Regions from separate parts of the Homo sapiens genome. Here region 1 is linked to region 2. A link is a loop called in an ENCODE intact Hi-C map of the cell type or tissue named here. Cell type or tissue: gastrocnemius medialis. All regions are shown on one strand. Links, peaks and the distances in the headings refer to the core of each region. The heading gives the core; the rest is flanking DNA. Region 1 holds the start of ANKRD1 (ankyrin repeat domain 1). Region 2 holds the start of PPP1R3C (protein phosphatase 1 regulatory subunit 3C).

Region 1 (9,422 bases), core at 688-8,687, 710 kb after region 2:
CCACTACAACTTGGAGAAAATACACGTGTATTTAGATACATATTCATTTAATTCTACACCCTCGAGCAGTATTCTCAATGCTGGGAGGAAATTAGAATCAACTGGAAAACTTTAAAAAATACCAATTCCTTGGATCTTTGAGCAGAGATTTGGATTTCATGTGCCTGAGCTGAAGCCTGGGCATCAGCATTTTTTTAGAAGCTTCACAGAGGATTCTAAGATGCACCCAGCTTAGAGAATCACTGCTTGAAGAAATGTTAGTTCACACCTGAGAAGCCCTGACTCTGCGATTACAACTGTTGGGGTTAGTTAGCATTTGAAAGACACTAATGAGCTGCCCCCACTCCAGTGGAGGTAATCCCAAGTACTTTACCTATCTTTACCTTTGATAGTATTGACAGATTAATGGTTAATTAGCATGAGAAATGTTACCAATTATTTCTCATTGAAAGGAGAATTTGAAATATGTGGTTTGGTTAGAAAAGAATATGAGCCCTGCTGGGTCTCAGGTAAATATTTATTTAGCCCCACTATGTGTCAGGCACTTTTCTATGCAGTTGGAGTCCTAGGCTTATAGTGAGTGCTAGGACTCCATCCTATCTTGTGTTAGGCCATATGTGGAGGAGTCTGTAATCACCTTGAGTGGACTAGAAAATTAGCTGAAATATGCTGCCAGAATGTGGTTGTGGTTTCATTTGCTTCAAGTGAAACTTTTTCTTTTATTTTTTTTTAAATAAAAAAACATAGAGCCAGGATCTCGCTATGTTGTCTAGGCTGGTCTCGAACTCCTAGGGTCAAGTGATCCTCCTGCCTTGGCCTCGCAAAGTGCTGAGGTTACAGGCATGAGCCACCATGCCTAGTCAAGCGAATCTTTTGTGCTGGACACTGTCCAAGGGCCTAAATGGACAAAGGGCTGGGCTTCATGAGTTTACTGAATAGTGCATGTGGCCCTTTGTGCCTGTTGGCTGGTGTGAGTTCATATGTGTGGCAGAATTTGCACTGAGATACCTTATTTACTGTAACAAGGCACCTGCTGTAAGGTGTGGAGGTGAGACCTACAGCCTTCACCTACCTCTAACGTCAGGAGGCCACCGATATCCGTAAAAAGTAACCTACTGTGGGCAGCCCAACTGTGTTAGGGCAGTTTGTGCCCTTTCTATCCAGAGTCCTGGGCAGAAGGACTTTAGTCTTGATTCTGCCTTTCGAGAGGCAAGGAAGGCAGGTGCCACAATCCTGCTGAAAATGTTTCCAGTACTTTTCTGCTTTTCAAATACAGGTTATCCCATTCCTGGCAGGGGAGGGGAAACAACATTAAACCTTATTTGCTTCACTTTTATGACCTTCCTTTGGCATTTTCAAACACGTAACTGAGCCATGGCTTGCTGGTCAGGCTAAGTCAGCCACTTCTCTGGGCCAAGGAAGGTGCGTAACAGCTGGGACTGGGAAGGCTATTAAAAGGGATGGCAAAATGAGCAATTGTAAGTACAACAGTGGAACAAGGAGGTTTCCAAGTCAGAATCTGGCTACAGTCCTTGGAGCACTTCCTTTTAGTATCAAGTTGGGTGTTCTAAGGACAAGGAGTGTTAATAACAATAAAATTTTATGTGCTATAAAATGCCTTTTTAGAAAATAAAAATGCCCATTTTAAAAAAACAGCCTACATGTCCACAAATGAGAAAGTGGTTAAATAAGAAATGGTAGGTCCGTGCATGGAAATTCATGCAGTTGTTTCTAATAGCAAGATAGATTTGTTTGTGCAGATAGGAGACAATCTGTAAGACACGGTTACTGAGCGAAAAATAATCAAGTATCAAATCGACAGTAAGATCTGAACTAAATAACATTCTCTGTGCTATTTTTAACAATAATGTGTCTATTATATAGTTAAAATATAAGAATGAAAAGTTGGAGTAGAAGTAGAACGTCTGGAACTTCATATTTTATACAGAAAGATAAAACTGCCCTTGGACTTGGAGCTGAGCTATGGCACATGGATCTGGGTGGGGTCCAAGCGCCTCTTTTAATCCCTAGGTGACAGCAGTAATTGCTTTAGGTGCTACTTCTCTGCTTCTCACTTTCTCCAGCTATAACCATGGTCCTAATTCTAGTCACATGTCATTTCACCCATGGAAATGCATAAATCCTGAGGGGAGTGGGAAAAGGCTCATGGGGTGACACTGGAGAAGCTCAGGGATGCTTCCTTTACTCTTTCTGGTTGGAGATGGGTGATGCCAAGTTGCTTTATGATTGTAGAACCAACTAGGACCTTTATTGTTTTAATTCATCTTAGTAAGGATAGATTATGTCCAGATTGAGGCTATGATAAAGCCAAATACACAAATATAAGAATTTACACCACTGGGTGAACTTTTATGGGAAGGATGCTTCTGAAAAACAAATGACAGAAAACTCTCCGCCAGGGGAATTTTTTTCTCAATTTTGATGAATAAGAACGATTTGAAAATACAATGGTTGTTGTTTTTATCTTTTTAGAGAGCTAAAGGTGCCTAGAATCTCTTTTCAAAAAGCAGATTCTCTCATGTTTTTTTTCTTTATTTGTTGTCATATTCTTTTTACATCTTCTGACCACTTATCCTCAAGTTGTACCTCTCATGTTTTATAATGACAAGCTGGATCAACATGGGAAAAGGTTGAACTGGCAGTGATTTCACCAGCCCTGACATCCTTGCATCCACCAGCGTGCTCCTTTAAGTTCAGCCCATTCCATCAACTCATCTTCAAGTGTCATCCTCTGCAAAGTTTTCTTCAAGACTTCCTGGAGCCTCTCTATAGAATCAGCTAGGTTTCAAGGGATAATTAAATGCCTGGAGAAAGAAAAGGGCTTGGTAAGCCTCCCTGCCCACTTTCACTTGCATTCTTTGAGGTGATTGAAACAGTAAGGAGCCATTTAATCAGTTTTGGTTGCATCCTGAGTGGGTCTAGGTGAGACTTGCCCTAGGAAATCTTTTGGGCTCAATGATTGTCTGCTTCTGTTGGATGGAATCAGGACTCTTCAACCTAGCATTCACCAACTAGCTGTGCATCTGCAGCAAGTTACTTAATGTTTCTTTGCCTCAGCATCCTCTCTGTAAAATGAGAGCATTAGTCTTGCTCCAACTTCGAGGGCATGGACAGCTCTGGGATTTCATATCCAAGACCCTTAAACATCCCACAGTCCTTCCCCCAAACACTTCTCCTCCTAATACCTCCCTCAGTTTGGGTCAGGCCTGGAACAAAAAGGCATACGAAATGGTAGAAAAAGTGTCCATGACTACTTCTGACTTAGATGAAGAGACCAATGAAAATAGTAATGACTCTGTTTGCTTCAGCAGGACATATACTAAAATAGGAGCTATACAAAGAAGATTAGCATGGACTCTGTGCAAGAATGACACACAAATTTGTGAAACATTCCATATATTAAAAATAAATAAATAATAAAGAGAAAAGGAAAAAATTAAAAAGAAAATAGTGATAGCTGTGTCCATCTCAAAGAAAAGCCCAGGAGATTTCCTTTAATTAACCCCCTTTTAAGATAGAATATTAGGAGACCGGAACATATGATACAGGAGGTACTGGGAGGGTCCCTCTTTGTCAATGTTTTGTCTTGGGGTGGGGAGTCGATGTCTTCTCAAAGTTTCAGAAACACCATCCACTGACTGAGCATTCAAGGGGGAAGAGGAGAATGGCAGCCACATTTGTTGATTGGGTGAGTTTGGGGAGAAATAGACACACAAAGGTCAAACATAACTTCCTAATTAACACTTCCCTCCATTCACAATTCCCTTCTCCCATTCTTCTCTCCTTTCTTTTACTGAAAAAAACCCAGTTTTTCCTGAAACTATAAAAAGACCCCAGTATTTTTACATAATTTACACCTCAAAGATTAGAAACCAGAAATAGAGACCTTTTTCAACCCTTCCGGAAGCAAAGTGCATTATCCCTCCAGCCACGTGTCTCAAATCTTGATGCATCAGAATCATCTGGGTGCTTTGAAATTCAAGATGATTCCTACGAGTTACCATAAATCAACTCAGAATTCCCTGGAGTGGGGCCCAGGGATCTGTATTTCTGACAAGCTCCCACAGGTGATTCCTTTCCCCACAGCATTTGAGAACTTCAGCTCAATGACCTAATCAGAGTCCTGCCATTGCTAATAACTGGTCTCATTTTTTTCATATATATATATAGTATTTTTGGTAGAGATGGGATTTTGCCATGTTGCCCAGGCTAGTATTGAACTCCTAAGCTAAGCAATCTTCCTGTCTCTGCCTCCCAAAATGTTGGGATTACAGGTGTAAGCCACTGCACCCGGCTGATAGCTGGTTTCATTTACTCTATTTCTTGACCACTCTGATCCATTTTGAAGTAAAAATGCTCCAATTATTATGCTGTTTTAGAACACGGTAAGCATGTCATGTGCTAATTATGGCCAGTGACATCATAAAAGAAAAGTGCATTACTGAATGCTTTCAATTTCTTATAATGATGGTAAGGTGGCATGTCATGGGGCCTATTTAGCCCCAGACATCACTCCAAAGAATTCCAAACAGATATAGACAAGTGCCTTTAGGGCCCAGATCCCTTCCCCTCAGGCTGTTTACCCAGGGAATAGGATGTCCTGGGACAAGTTTCCCCTAAGTGAAGTGTTGATAAGTCTGCTTATCAGAAAGATATTACTGGGGGTGTGATATGTAGGGCATCTACATTTTCTTGATAGGTAGTCATATGAAAGCTGACAAAGAAAAAAAGGGCAGTGATGTGGTGCAATGTCAACAGACAGCTGTCCCCTGACTCTTGACAAATAGGATGACTTGCATTGCTGAGCGATGTGATCACCACCAAAGGAATGGCCCTCTCACATTTCTTCCTGATTCACATATTCAGCAGGGTTAGCTTGTCCTCCCCTCCCTCTTCAGCTTCCCAGACACTGAGTCTGGAATGAAAATTCACCTGCCTCTGAGTTGGCTCCTAATGGGGGTGGGAGTGTTACTTCGGTTCCCAGGTTGGAAGATTATCTCACCCGGCCCCAGCTATATAAGCTGACCGGTGTGGAGGGGCCCAGCAGGGCCAACTCCAGGGATTCCTTCCACGACAGAAAAACATACAAGACTCCTTCAGCCAACATGATGGTACTGAAAGTAGAGGAACTGGTATGTAAGATGCATTAATTTTATAAAATGAAAACTGGTTCATCTTGGTTTTTATTTGAAAATTGAAATGCCCTTTGCTTTCAGGTGTAATGCAAGGGAACTCTGAAAATGTCATATATGGAAAAAGGTTGATGTGATGAAACAAGTGAAATTGGAAAAAAAAAATGGAGCTACCAGTAATGAATTCTCTGCATATTTCCTATTTAATATCTTCTCCTTTGGTTTTATTACTACAGTGTGGAATCACGTGTAGTTATCAAAATGTCTTAGGGAAGAAGTGTTATTGAAAGAATGTAAGCCCGGAAACTTTACAATAAGGCGAAACTCATCAAAAGTACCTAAAGTTGAGTTTTAATTAAGCAGAGAAGGTTTTTGATTTTCCTAAAAGAAATGTGATTAAGCAGATTAAAAGTAGATTTAATCTGTCAACCTAACCCAAGCTTTGATTTAACCAAGAGAGTAGGACAAGCATCTGAAGGTAATTCTGGGACAATTGTAGCAGTGTGCATCGCAGCTTGAGATCTGAGAGTGCACTGCTCAAAGGTGGCTGTTCCCAGGGGAGAAGGACCAAGAGCCTCCTGCGGCATTGTCTGTGAAGAATGACCCAGGACGAGGCTGCTGCTTCTGACGCTGCCATCTTCTTCCCTCATAGGTCACTGGAAAGAAGAATGGCAATGGGGAGGCAGGGGAATTCCTTCCTGAGGATTTCAGAGATGGAGAGTATGAAGCTGCTGTTACTTTAGAGAAGCAGGAGGATCTGAAGACACTTCTAGCCCACCCTGTGACCCTGGGGGAGCAACAGTGGAAAAGCGAGAAACAACGAGAGGCAGAGGTGAGAGCCATCTGTGGAATCCACTAGTAGGATGTTGGGGCTGGGGTAGGGAATGGAAATGTCAGGGAAGGAGAAGAGAGAAACAAACCCAATCATTAAGATGTCTCTTTACCAGATTCTAACCCGTAAAGAGGCAACTTGTATGGAACAGGTTTTGGGAAATAACTCTTTGACAAGACTATGACCTCTGAATTCTGAATCAATGAATAAATGTGCTGTGACCATGTTTTGATTGAAAGATACACATGTCCAGTGAATTCCTGATGTTACACACCATGTAGTTAATCCCAAGCAACGGAGATCTCTTTTTCTCAATAACATGGTCTGTGGTCCATAGATCATTGTTTAACTGTCTGCTATCTGTGTTGACACAATCTGTGTTTCTGGGTGAATTTTCCTTAATTACTAACACAGATAAAATTTGCTTTAGTTAGCTGTGGTCCCTGGACAGTCTGTTTTAGAAGGCTCTGCTTAGTGAAAGAGAATGACATTGATATTTCAGAGCTTAACATTTATTGTTAGATTCTTTTTATCATGCTCAAAAATTAAACCAAGTTTTGAGCATAATTTTAAAAATCCTTTAAAAATCTAAGACTTGCTTATGGCATTAATTACAAAGTCATCACTTAGAGACCAGATCGTGTCCTCAATTGGTCAAGGGCTGATTCTACAAGCAACAGAAGTAAAGATGATGGCAATTAGCTGAAAATTAGACTCCCAGATAAATATCTGAATAAGAAATCCCTAAAATGAAGTCAAAGATTTATATAATTTTTAAAAAATGTTTTTGCTCAAACTGTTCACATGTTTATCTCAGACCTTGCAGATTTAGTTTAGACACAACCAGAATGCTTGTCAGTAGAACTCACCATATTTTTGAAATACGAATTTCTTTTTTAGCTCAAAAAGAAAAAACTAGAACAAAGATCAAAGCTTGAAAATTTAGAAGACCTTGAAATAATCATTCAACTGAAGAAAAGGAAAAAATACAGGAAAACTAAAGTTCCAGTTGTAAAGGAACCAGAACCTGAAATCATTGTAAGGGCTTTTTTTTTGGTTTCCAGTAATACATGTCCAGTGTTGTGCTACAGGGGAGCAAATATCTGTGGAGGGTTTGATTGAATGCTGGCAAGCTCACGGTAACTCTCATGCTATATATATATATATATATATATATTTATTTATTTTGGCTTTAGACGGAACCTGTGGATGTGCCTACGTTTCTGAAGGCTGCTCTGGAGAATAAACTGCCAGTAGTAGAAAAATTCTTGTCAGACAAGAACAATCCAGATGTTTGTGATGAGGTAAGACTCATGCAAAGCACTGCAAAATCCAGCTCATTAATTTTATGTTTCTTATGCTTTACTCCAGTCTTGCTAATATAGTGCCAAAGTCCTTCCACCTGAAACAGTTTCCCCAGCTGTTGCTGTGTATGCCAGGAGCCTAATAGGAGAGTTCAGTGGTCCAAAAAATAAATAGATATTAGATCAGTGATACGGATTGCATTGTTTTTTGCACTCATATACATCTGGCTGATTTTTCAGTTTTTCTTTAACTTCTTAGATTCTTGGGATAAGACTTTTAATGTGGGCCAAAAAGTCACCTTTAGAGATATATTATTAGCATCATCTTTGATTAAAACCAAGCACGTCAACACTAGATAAGAAATCTGGAGATTGGAGTTCAGGGGCCAGTTGTACCACTACTTGGCTATTTGGTTTTGAGCAGCTAATTTGCATCCTCTGGGCTGTGGTTTCCTTATCTGTAAACATGGGGCATTGGAGTGAAATAACGCCTAAAGTTGTTCCAGCTCTAATAGTTCATTAGCCCATTCAAATAAAGCCAATTTATCAGAAATCACTAATCTTTTTGTATTCTTTCCCCCATGAAGTGAAATTGGGGACCGCTTCTGAAGTTGAACTAAAAACATGTCTCCCATTCTCCTAAAAATGAATGGAAACTTTTTGATAGTCTAGCAACAGTCCCAGATGCAAGAAAGCTGTCTGATCTGCATGGTAATGCTACATGAACAAGGAAGGTGCAAGATAGAAGAAACGGAGATGTCAGCATTTAGATAGTTTTGAGCCTTTAAGTTCACACTCCTCAACGTAGGCCTTTGAGCCCTTGGAAATGTATATTGGAGGAAGCTCAAATATTAGTTGCAGGATAATTGTTCTGATTCTGCAATTTTAGTTAACTTTGACATTTCTATTCATAAAGAAGCACTTGAGTTTCTATCAGTTAGGTCATCAGAATCTCCAGCTTCATAGCTCTTAAAAGGGTTTACACACATTTTTATATTTATTGCTATCTCTGTTTAAAATCTCTGTTCTGATAGTATAAACGGACAGCTCTTCATAGAGCATGCTTGGAAGGACATTTGGCAATTGTGGAGAAGTTAATGGAAGCTGGAGCCCAGATCGAATTCCGTGATATGGTAAATATATTTCTTTGCTTGGGAATGAGCCAAAAGAAGTAGACTATATGAAGCTCCGGAAAACCTCCAATGCAAAACCGAGCTGATTGGATTGAAAATTGATCTGAGAGAACTAGGCAAAAGCTCATTTCTCCAAATAAAGGAAAGTTGGGAGATGAGAGTAGGTCATGTGAAAATATTTTCCATACATACTGAAAATAGAGGAATATTTCAGGGAAAAGAAGGAAGTGAAAGCTGTTAAACTGAATTCAATATCCTCATCAGCGAGTTAGTCATTCATTTTCGACACTTGCCTTTCAACAGCCTTGTCCCTCCATTGTTCACAGGGCAGCCTGCTTATGGTTGGCTGCCAGCAACATATACGAATTCTCTAGCTGCACACTTTATATGATAGATGCCAATTGCTACCAATGAGATTTGGGGCTAGACTGCATATGAAATGAATTGCATCTATGGAAAGTAGCTGCTATTCAGACCTCAATAATTCAATCACTGTGATTTCTACGAAGACCAGTATGCAGCATAATTTATGAACTGAAGATTGAGCTGGGAAAATTCTTTATGTATTTAAATGCAGCTCATTTTGACTTTATAGCAAAGCGGCAACGGGATATCAAAGAAATCCAAGGGACTTGGCCAAAATTGAATCCAAAACATAAACACATTGAAAAAAAAATCAAGAAACAAAATATGAAGTTTGCATGGAAACTAAAAATCATGAGTGTGGGATTAAGGCCAGGGGCATACCAACCACATAGATCAGTGAGGAGAGGGTCTCCTAGGGGTAACTATACACGTTACAACTGTAGACACAAGTGACTACAGTTGAGGTACAGAGGCTGTGCTAGCAAAAATGAGCAGAAAACCCACAGAAGTAGAGAAAGAGCGACAGGGACCCTAGATGAGGTGTCAGATCCAGATTAAAATATTTTGGAAGGGACTACTTTTATTCTGCCAAAATTTTTAAATACATGTGTTTAGAACTTTTGTGTACATTTGA
Region 2 (9,422 bases), core at 968-8,967:
GGGTACTAGGCTTAATACCTGGGTGATGAAATAATCTGTATGACAACTCCCTGTGACATGAGTTTACCTATATAATAAACCTGCACATGTACCCCTGACCTTAAAAAATGTGTTTTTAAAACTGTGGCTAACATTCTAGAGAATTTACTACACTTCAGACAAAATATTAAAGCCCTAGTAAAAATAGTTGACTCAGTAGGATCTGGAAAATTGTTAATCCTCTCCAACTTTCCCCAGTTGGAACTTTCAACCACTTACCAGCCATTTAGCAGCTAAACAGAAACAGTTCTCTGATAGACACAAAGCTCTGACTTCGACCAGATCTGCTTTTTCTCCTCATGGTTAAAGGAGAAAATACAGCATTCTGGCTTAAAAGAAAGGAACAAAGAGTTCTGAACATCTTGTGGAGCGAGTAGTTATTAACAGTTATGTCCAGAGTTAGGAAAAAGTTGATGTGATATGTTTGTGTGTGTGTGTGTGTGAGTGAGGGGAGTGGACTCGTAGAGGAGGAGAGGTTTAATTTTGTCATATGAGAAAGAAAGTGTTATGGTACCTTACAAATAGGGGACTTGTTTTCAGTCTGGACTCCTCTGCCAAAGGGTCTTCAAAACCCCTCCAATAGCTAAGTTCACAGCTGAGTCCAGAAACCAGATACAGAGCTAAAAAATAGACTATTCAGGACAATATGAATCTGGTGAGTAAATAGTGGCCTAGGTAGGCAGAGAGCCTCTGCATCTCATAGGCTATTGGATTTTCAAGTAAAAATACAGATTGCAAAGTCAGGATATAAAGATTTAGTAAAAAAAAAAACTAGAGGTGCACATCCCTGCCCAGATAGAGCAATGAGAACACACACAAAGCATCCAGGCCCACCCAGTGCTGACACATCCCATCAGCTGTACCCATGAAGAGTTTTCTCCTGCTTCTTAGAAAGGAGGAACTTGAGATAGGAAAGAATGTGTACTTAAGAGTATACATTAGGCTGGGCGTGGTGGCTCACACCTGTAATCCCAGCACTTTGGGAGGACAAGGCAGGCAGATCACTTGAGGTCAGGAGTTTGAGATCAGCCTGGCTAACGTGGTAAAACCCCATCTCCTCTAAAAATACAAAAATTAGCTGGGTGTGGTTGCACACACCTGTAATCCTAGCTACTCTGGAAGCTGAGGCACGAGAATCGCTTGAACCCAGGAGGCGGAGGTTCTAGTGAGCCGAGATCACATCACTGCACTCCAGCCTGGGAGACAGAGTGAGACTCCGTCTCCAAAAAAAAAAAAAAAAAGAGTATATTTAATACATTGTCTCAGTGAGTTTTTTCTCACTGAGTAATTGCCCCAGTACTTTTCTCTATCCCGTAAGTCCTAAGTTAGTTAAAAAGAAAACTCTCGGCTAGGCGTGGTGGCTCACGCCTGTAATCCCAGCACTTTGGGAGGCCGAGGCGGGCGGATCACCAGGTCAGGAGATGGAGACCATCCTGGCTAACATGGTGAAACCCTGCCTCTACTAAAAATACAAAAAAATTAGCCAGGCGTGGTGGCGGGCACCTGTAGTCCCAGCTACTCGGGAGGCTGAGGCAGGAGAATGGCATGAACCCAGGAGGCGGATCTTGCAGTGAGCCGAGATCGCGTCACTGCACTCCAGCCTGGGCGACAGAGCGAGACTCTGTCTAAAAAAAAAAGAAAAGAAAACTCTCTAAGTCACCCAAATTACAGCGTGCAGGACAGTTGAACCAGGCCAGCCATCCTTTTGCAGAATTCCCTCTTGAGGTGCTTTATTCATACATGTTGCTGTGCCATCAAAGCACAGTAGTCCCCCTCCACAGAGGTGTGAATAAAATAATTTCTTCCATACATCCTCCCAATCCTCCCACCCCACCCTATATGTCTAGCCAGCTGCCCTTTTATTGAATAAGCCGTTCTTCAGCGCCTCTTATGAGAATTACCCACTGTATCATATATATGAAATTCTGATATGTAAGTAGTCTATTTTATGAACTCTTTCATCTCACTGATCTGTTTCTTTACACACACACCAATTCCAGTTTATTTTTTAAACTTTAACTTTATAACAAATTTAAGCTGACTGGGCTAGTATCTCATTTTTCTTTTCAAAAATACTTTTTCTTCTTATTTTGATTTTTCTGATGTTGAAGTTTCCTATGAATTTCCGTACATTTTGGCTAGTTTCTAATTCTCCCCCTGAACAAGTCATCTCTTTCCCATCTTCCATACACTCACATTAAAGCCTTTTAAAATGCCCTTCAGTAGGTGTTTTAATAATGTCTGCATGGATTATTTCTAACTTACTTGTTTATTCACCCTAATCTTCCGATGAATACAGAGAAACTGCAGCAACTTGATGGAACTATCGACACAAAAGGATGGTACCTCCCCCACAGTCAGATTGTTATTTTATTCTCTGCTTATTTCATTTTGTAGTACTTAGATCTCTAATTTTGTTCATGATAATCCAGCAGATTTAAAAAAATTTTTACACTTAAGATTCTCTCTCTTGGCCTGGCACAGTGGCTCAAGCCTATATAATCCTAGCACTTTGGGAGGCCAATGTGGACAGATCACTTGAGGCCAGGAGTTGGAGACCAGTCTGGCCAACACGGTGAAACCCCGTCTCTACTAAAAATACAAAAATTAGCCGGGCGTCATGGCGCATGCCTGTCATCTCAGCTACTTGGGAAGCTGAGGCAGGAGAATCACTTGAATCTGGGAGGCGGAGGTTTGAGATAGTGCTGCTGTACTCCAGACTAGGCAACAGGTGAGAGTCTGCCTAGAAAAAAAAACCTCTCTCCTTTGACCTCTCCTCCTCATGCTCCCCAGCCAGAATCCTCACCTTTAGCCAAATTCTTCTCCTTGTAGTTACTCAATAAGTCCTGGTCCTCTTTGGCCATCCTGACCCCCAGAGGCTTCTCCTTTCTCTAAAGTCCTGAAGCATGTGTAGCAAATGTGTGTAATATTCACATGATCCATTTGCCACTAAGTCAACCTGATACAGTTATATCATTCTTTTTTTTCATCCGCCCTCCCCTCTCCTTTTCCTCACCTCACCTGAGATACCTACATGTTTCAGGCGGCATCCTGCACTTTCTTTTCTTTTCTTTTTTTTTTTTTTTGAGAGGGAGTCTCACTCTGTCACCCAGGCTGGAGTGCAGTGGCGCGATCTCGGTTCACTGCAACCTCCGCCTCCTGGGTTCAAGTGATTCTCATGCCTCAGCCTCCCGAGTAGCTGGGATTACAGGTGCCCAGCACCACTCCCAGCTAATTTTTTTATTTTTTAGTAGAGAAGGGGTTTGACTATGTTGGCCAGGCTGGTCTTGAACTGCTGACCTCAAATGATCCACCCACGTTGGCCTCCCAAGTGCTGGGATTACAGGTGTGAGCCACCTCACCCAGGCCTGCACTTTCTTTAACCCCTTATTTTGCTAACACTTATGCTTTTCCACCACACCTAGACCATTGTCTGCTCTTACTGGACTATTTTACAAATGGGGTTTGAGGTAAAAACTAAAAAATTTCCAGTAGTGAAAATTATACTTGAAAATCCCTTTAGTGCAAACGGAATGGCTGGTAGCATAGTCTACTTGGCAACAAGCAGATTTGTTAGTCCTTTCACTTCCCCACTTGCCTCTGGGAATATGCCCTTTGAGTGGAACGGTGGGTGGCTGGCACCGTTTCAATGGTGATCTTATTTGCTCTCTTATTTGCTGAGCCACAAAGTTGTATTCTAGTCATCTAAATGCCCTAAAGATGATAGCACATCATATTTAAGTTCTTCCCATTTTCCTGGCCTTCCCAATTCCCGCTACCTCCTTGAAGCTTCCACAGATATTCCACAGCGAGCCTTCTCCTTTCGGGATCTCTTTGGCCTTCGGAGCTGCTTTTTGGTCTTGGTAGCTACCAGTGTGGTGCTTGTCTTTTTCAGAGCAACTCACATACTAGGAGCGTGGATTCTAGAGGGGCTTGAAACCTGATCCTGTCACCTACTAGCTGTGTGATCTTGGACAATTGGCACCTTCGATGTCTTCACGTTCCTCATCTGTGAAATGGGTTTCTACCTCACCGGATTCTTATAAAGATTACATGAGTTAATATTTCTAAGTGCTTAAAACAGTGCCGAGCCCAAAGTAAGCAGTATATGTTTTTCAGGTTGTATCCTTTTACTTAATATTGGAGTTCCTGTTGAATGTAGCTAAAGAAGGAAGAAGAAAATAGTGTACAAGAGCGCTTACTATTAACTGAGACAAATGAATTGGCACCTTTTTTGTTCTCCAAAATGCAAAACCTGCTCCTTTTAATAATAATTAAAAAAAAAAAAAACCAGTTCGCAACTTCCCTGACTCTTTCACTGAAACTCCGTAAGTGATCTTCAAGATCACTTACGAGGTTTCTCTCAGTTACCACTAACTGTGGTTAAAGTACTGACATTTTTATATTAATAACTATGAGGCTGAATTCTCAAGTACTTTCTTGATTAGGCACTGAAAAAAGACAAGCTTGCAGAAAATGAGTTGGCAACTTGGCAACCCCCCAGGGTGTTTTTCCAAAGGCAGCTCTCAGGCAACGTGTTGAGTGAATGCTGTAAGAGACCCACTTGTGTAAGCCCCACAATTATCAGCTCCTTGCTTAGTAGCTTCTTAAAATGTCTGCTGGGTATTCTATGAATTTGTTTTTCTGTAATAATGATTGTAACCTCCTCAAGGTCAAAGGATTATGACTGCTCAGACTTTGTAACCCCTGGCATGGAGCTGGAACTACTGCATAGCTCAATAATTTCCTGCTGATAGATTGATTGTTAAGATGGGTAGGACCAAGCAATGTTTAGATGCTGCCAAACCACAGTGGGAGAAATCCTACGAATAATAGTACAACTCCCCACGATTCCTTTCTACTCTGTCTTCATTGGTGCAACCTACAACTAAGAACACTGATTCCATCCTAGTTTCTCTCATCCAATAATGAAGGGGAGCAAAAGCTGGGAAGGAGACAGAAGTGAAAAGCCTGGATCATCCAATTTAGAGGTTTATTGAGTGAGTGTTGAGTCCTTTTAGGAGAAAGCATGGTCTCCCTGAATCTTCCATTTGAAGGAGCTGAAAGGGAGAGTGACTTCTATGGCATTAGTCAACACCAGGGGGCAGGAGAGAAAGCTGTATGAATGGAACAGGCTGAAAGGGTGGTGTGAGTAAATGGCACAAGCATGTGAAAATTTCCACCACGGTTCTTGGCACCTAGCAGTACGCTATATGTGTTAGTTGAATCCCAGAGTTTTAACGCCCTTGAAAAATTATTTCTTAATTAGGTCGTGTATGTTCATTGTAGAAAAATTAAGAAAAACAACAGAGCAGCAAAACAACGAAGACATTTTTAATCACTCATAATCTCACCATTCCAAAATGAACTGTTCACATTTCTGTAGAGCACATTCTGTTTTCTATGCATGGATACCTTTCCCTCAAAATGCGATCACCATAAATTGTTATTCATGTTTCTCCATAGTTTTAACTGGTAATATTTACTATTTAGCTCAACATATAATCATGGGTAGAGGAAAAGAATACCCAGGGTTCTAGTTTTGGCTCAGACCTAGCCAGCCCCTGGCAAGCAGCTTGACCTGTCTAAGCTTTCAGTTCCTCATCTGTGAAATAAAGAGTTTGATGCCTATCACCTCCTACCTCCATAATTCTAACCATTGATGGGTCATTAAAATAAGACAATATGGTGCAGCGGTTATTGCTCTGGTATCAGCCAGGCTCTAATCCCTGCTCTACCTGTGAGAACCTGGGCAGGTTTTTTTTTTGTTTTTTGTTTTCGAGATAGAGTCTCGCTCTGTTGCCCAGGCTGGAGTGCAGTGGTGCAATCTCAGCTCACTGCAACCTCCGCCTCCCGGGTTCAAGCGATTCTCCTGCCTCAGCCTCCAGAGTAGCTGAGAGTACAGGTGTGCACCACCATGCCCGGCTAATTTTTGTATTTTTAGTAGAGATAGGGTTTCACCATGTTGGCCAGGCTGGTCTTGAACTCCTGGCCTCAAGTGATCCACTGGGCAGATTTCCTGACCATTCAGTGTCTCCGTTTTCTTTTCTCTAAAATGGGATTAATAATTGGACATATCACATAGGGTTGTTGTGAGGATTGAATTGATAGCACATAGTGTTTGGCACAGAGTAAAGGCTCAACAAGCAGCAGCTATTCTCAATATTTTAGCTCAGGCACCAGGCGCCTTGAGGTGATAGAGTAAAAACTCTAGCTGAGAGATCAAGTAGAAACTTGGGAACTAGCCCGGGTGGAACACAGGCACTGGGCATCGTGCTGAGTCTGTTCATTGGCACCATCTTACTTCATCTTCAGAACGTTACTATCTCTGTTTTACACATGAGGAAACTGAGGTTAGAACTTGCCTAGATTCGTGTAGCTAGTAAGTGTCAATCCAAAGACCTTCCAGCTAGTTTTGGTTGAGCTAAAGGGGCTAGAAGACCTGCCATTAGTTAGATATTTCATTTCAAAAATAAAACCCAGGCATGAAGTCCCTTTCCCAGTGATATTCAGTGTGATTTTTTTCTTCACTCTAATAATTTTAACAATTCCACTGTTTGACAGTTGTTTAAAAGACATAGGAATTTTTGTATATTTTAATTGACTAATGGATAGCTCAATTAGGGGAGCAAAACTAGGATGTGGGTTTTATAAAAATAATTTAGACTTGACTTAGACATTTAATTTTACAGTTGTAAATGATGGTCTAAAAATTCTTCAAACTAATCAAAATAATGAAACTTCAGCGAAAGTGAGTGGCTCAGAAGGCCCATGAAACATACGGCGTGATTTTTTAAATTTTATTTTAACATTTTGATTTCCACACCACTGCCAAAGGACGTCAGAATTGAGTAAGGGGTTTGGGTTGACTGCTGCCTCTTGACCGGCTGTATGTGTGAAAAGGGTCATTTCACTTCCGGCTTTAGTGTTCCCCGCAGGGGAGAAAATTGAAGAATAGACAGAAATACGAAGTGTCTTTTAATTAAATGCCACCTTGGTGTTTTATGGGGCTCGTATGCTTTCCTAACAACATTTGTTAGATAAGTTGGTAATTCCCGGCAGCTGTCTACTGTGTGGTGCATCTGTGAACTCATACTAATCGAAAAGCATGCAGCCAGTTTGGGATCGCGCAGGCTAAGGTGAGGGAGAAATGCGGATACACCGGGTAATGAACGATATAAACATTTCAAATGCGATACACATTCGGTTTGAGCCACATCTTCTGTGTGCAGATTCACCCGCAGTGACCCACAAAGCTATTCCCAAGTAACAGCCGCCCCAAGCCTGAGGCACTGGCGCCCCGCCTGGGCGAGGCTGGCTGCGCTCTCTCTTGGCCGGCGCCCGCTGCATGCGGTACGTGCCTGCCCGGCCCCTAGCCCAGGGTTCCCGTTACGCGGCTGGTTCCAGCTGGCCGCGGAGTCCCAGAACCTCCCCGCGATGCCCAGATAGCTCTCTGCACGTCTCGCCCCGGGGCGATCACGTTGCCGGGGCGAGGGCTGGCGCCCCAGCTGGGCGCTGGTTGGTCGCGCCCTGGGGCTCGAGGCCCGGCGATTGGTCCCAGGGATCGGGTCACGTGCTTGGGAGCAGATAAGCGGCCTCTAGGCGCCGGGCCCTCAGTCTCTCCCAGCGACCGCCGCGGGGGCAAGGCCTGGAGCTGTGGTTCGAATTTGTGCAGGCAGCGGGTGCTGGCTTTTAGGGTCCGCCGCCTCTCTGCCTAATGAGCTGCACCAGGTAGGTTCGCTGCAACTCTGCGCGCTAGGAACACAGGGGAACGCGCAGCTGTGGGGAAGTTGGGGGGCGTTTCAGTTCTATCATCTCTGGAAATGGACACCCCAGGGGGAGGACAAGTGGACTGACTGCGTAGTTGAATCTGGCAACCGAGAGGCCTTGGAGGTGTAGAAATTTGGCTCTATTTCTTAAGCAGAGCCTATTTTAGTAATCAGCATCTTAAAGCAGAAATTATCTTAACGTGAATCAGCTTGAGTTAGGATTTTCTCATGGATGCGGCTGTTCTTTTGGTCCTGCACAAATGTCCCAAAGACTCGGGCAGCTGAAGTGGTGAGAACAGCACTCTGACATTGCTGGTTAGGTGGTTTAGCTTGGAGGAAAAAAATTACAGGACGACGTTTGCATTCATTCGTCCTTCTTATCACAGTTTGCCATAGCAAAATCTCAAGAGTTTGAGCAAACGATTACTTTTAACTCTTGTCCAGGACTTAAAGTTCCAAGGAAATCACCCAAACTAAAACTGTCTTTCTATAAATGCAAAAAGTAAAAAAAAAAAAACAAAAAAACCAAAAAAAACCTCCCATAAAACTACTTTAAATAGCTTCTCCAGACATAGCTTAGCAGAAGACTTCTCTAAAAATCCTGCCTATTAACTATTATTAGACCCACAAATATAGCTTTAGCTTTCATTTGTTTGTTCTAAGTTTGCAGATCTCCCAGAAAAACCCCAGAGCTAACACAGTAAATTCTGCGAGTGTTATTACACACTTTTGTGATAATGACCACTTGCATACATGTTTAGAGCTGCTGTGAGGAGAGTTACTAAAGCCAGACTGAGAAATGTCGTGTACAGTATACACACACCTCTTACTTGTAAGGCTAAGATAGGGAAAAAAATCTTAATACCATAAGCTTGGAAATATATGATGAGGGCTAAAGGTCAGAGAAAAGTCTTCTTTATAGATGCTTCTTGGTTTAATATTGCTGAGCATAGTCATGTTTAAAACTTTAAATGGTTTTATTGTCTTTCTACTTATAAATGTCTATTAGAAAATGCCAAAAAAGAACAAAAACGAAAATAGATAATCTATAATCCTATCACCCAGAAATAATAATTATTAAATTATTAGGAAAGGTGTATTTCCTATAGAGTTTTTCAATATTTATAAGTTTGTATATATAAAATGTATATTTTAAAACACTCCAACTTTCAGGTAATCAGTTTTTCCACTTAAATGTGGACTTGTCATGGGCATCTCTTTAGGTGAATTATCAATTATATAGTTTTTAAGTGCATATGAATTGTTGGCTTGTATTTCAGTGGTTATTTGTGAAAAATAAGAGCATGATAATCAAAGTGCAAAGATGATTCTTTGACTTCTTCTCTAGCCTTCTCACTCTCAAAACTGTTGCATGTTATTTTTTTTTTTTCAAGTGAATTACCTTACCAGAGAAGTGTCAATCAATTTAGCAGCAAAATAAGCCAACGTAGCCAGAGGGAGCAGAGGGTCTGGAACTGTGGCTCCTGAACCTGTCTGGTCATTAGAATCACCTGGGAAGCTTTAAGAACATACCCATCCCTTGGCCCTAGCCCCAGAAGTTCTGCCTCAGTAGTTCTGAGTCCCAGGAATTGGAAAGAAAGAAGAAAGAGAAAG

What was found. A loop is a pair of places that touch in the nucleus more often than their neighbours do. Peaks named below come from ENCODE experiments on the same cell type or tissue, not always from the same donor. Only the 100,000 strongest peaks of a DNase experiment are listed, where the experiment ranks them.
Region 1: it touches region 2 in a loop (5-fold over the local background); 3 of 110 quality-filtered maps call a loop at or near these places.

What each region holds. Positions count from the first base shown.
Region 1 is chr10:90,916,732-90,926,153 of GRCh38, reverse strand. It overlaps ANKRD1 (ankyrin repeat domain 1), which reads left to right and starts at 5,067. Exons shown (of 9, transcript NM_014391.3): 1 at 5,067-5,153; 2 at 5,806-5,985; 3 at 6,886-7,023; 4 at 7,182-7,289; 5 at 8,324-8,422. The coding sequence starts at 5,127. It also overlaps the pseudogene RNU6-740P. RefSeq lists an enhancer at 1-864. In gastrocnemius medialis, for the core only: no CTCF peak of the experiment used is centred there; DNase peaks (open chromatin) are centred at 1,421 and 4,843; H3K4me3 peaks cover 965 bases; H3K27ac peaks cover 6,037 bases.
Region 2 is chr10:91,631,304-91,640,725 of GRCh38, reverse strand. It overlaps PPP1R3C (protein phosphatase 1 regulatory subunit 3C), which reads left to right and starts at 7,655. Exons shown (of 2, transcript NM_005398.7): 1 at 7,655-7,770. The coding sequence starts at 7,757. RefSeq lists enhancers at 7,023-7,522, 7,523-8,024 and a silencer at 7,549-7,688. In gastrocnemius medialis, for the core only: CTCF peaks have their summits at 5,144 (motif pointing right) and 7,347; DNase peaks (open chromatin) are centred at 5,175, 6,275 and 7,505; H3K4me3 peaks cover 2,580 bases; H3K27ac peaks cover 3,814 bases.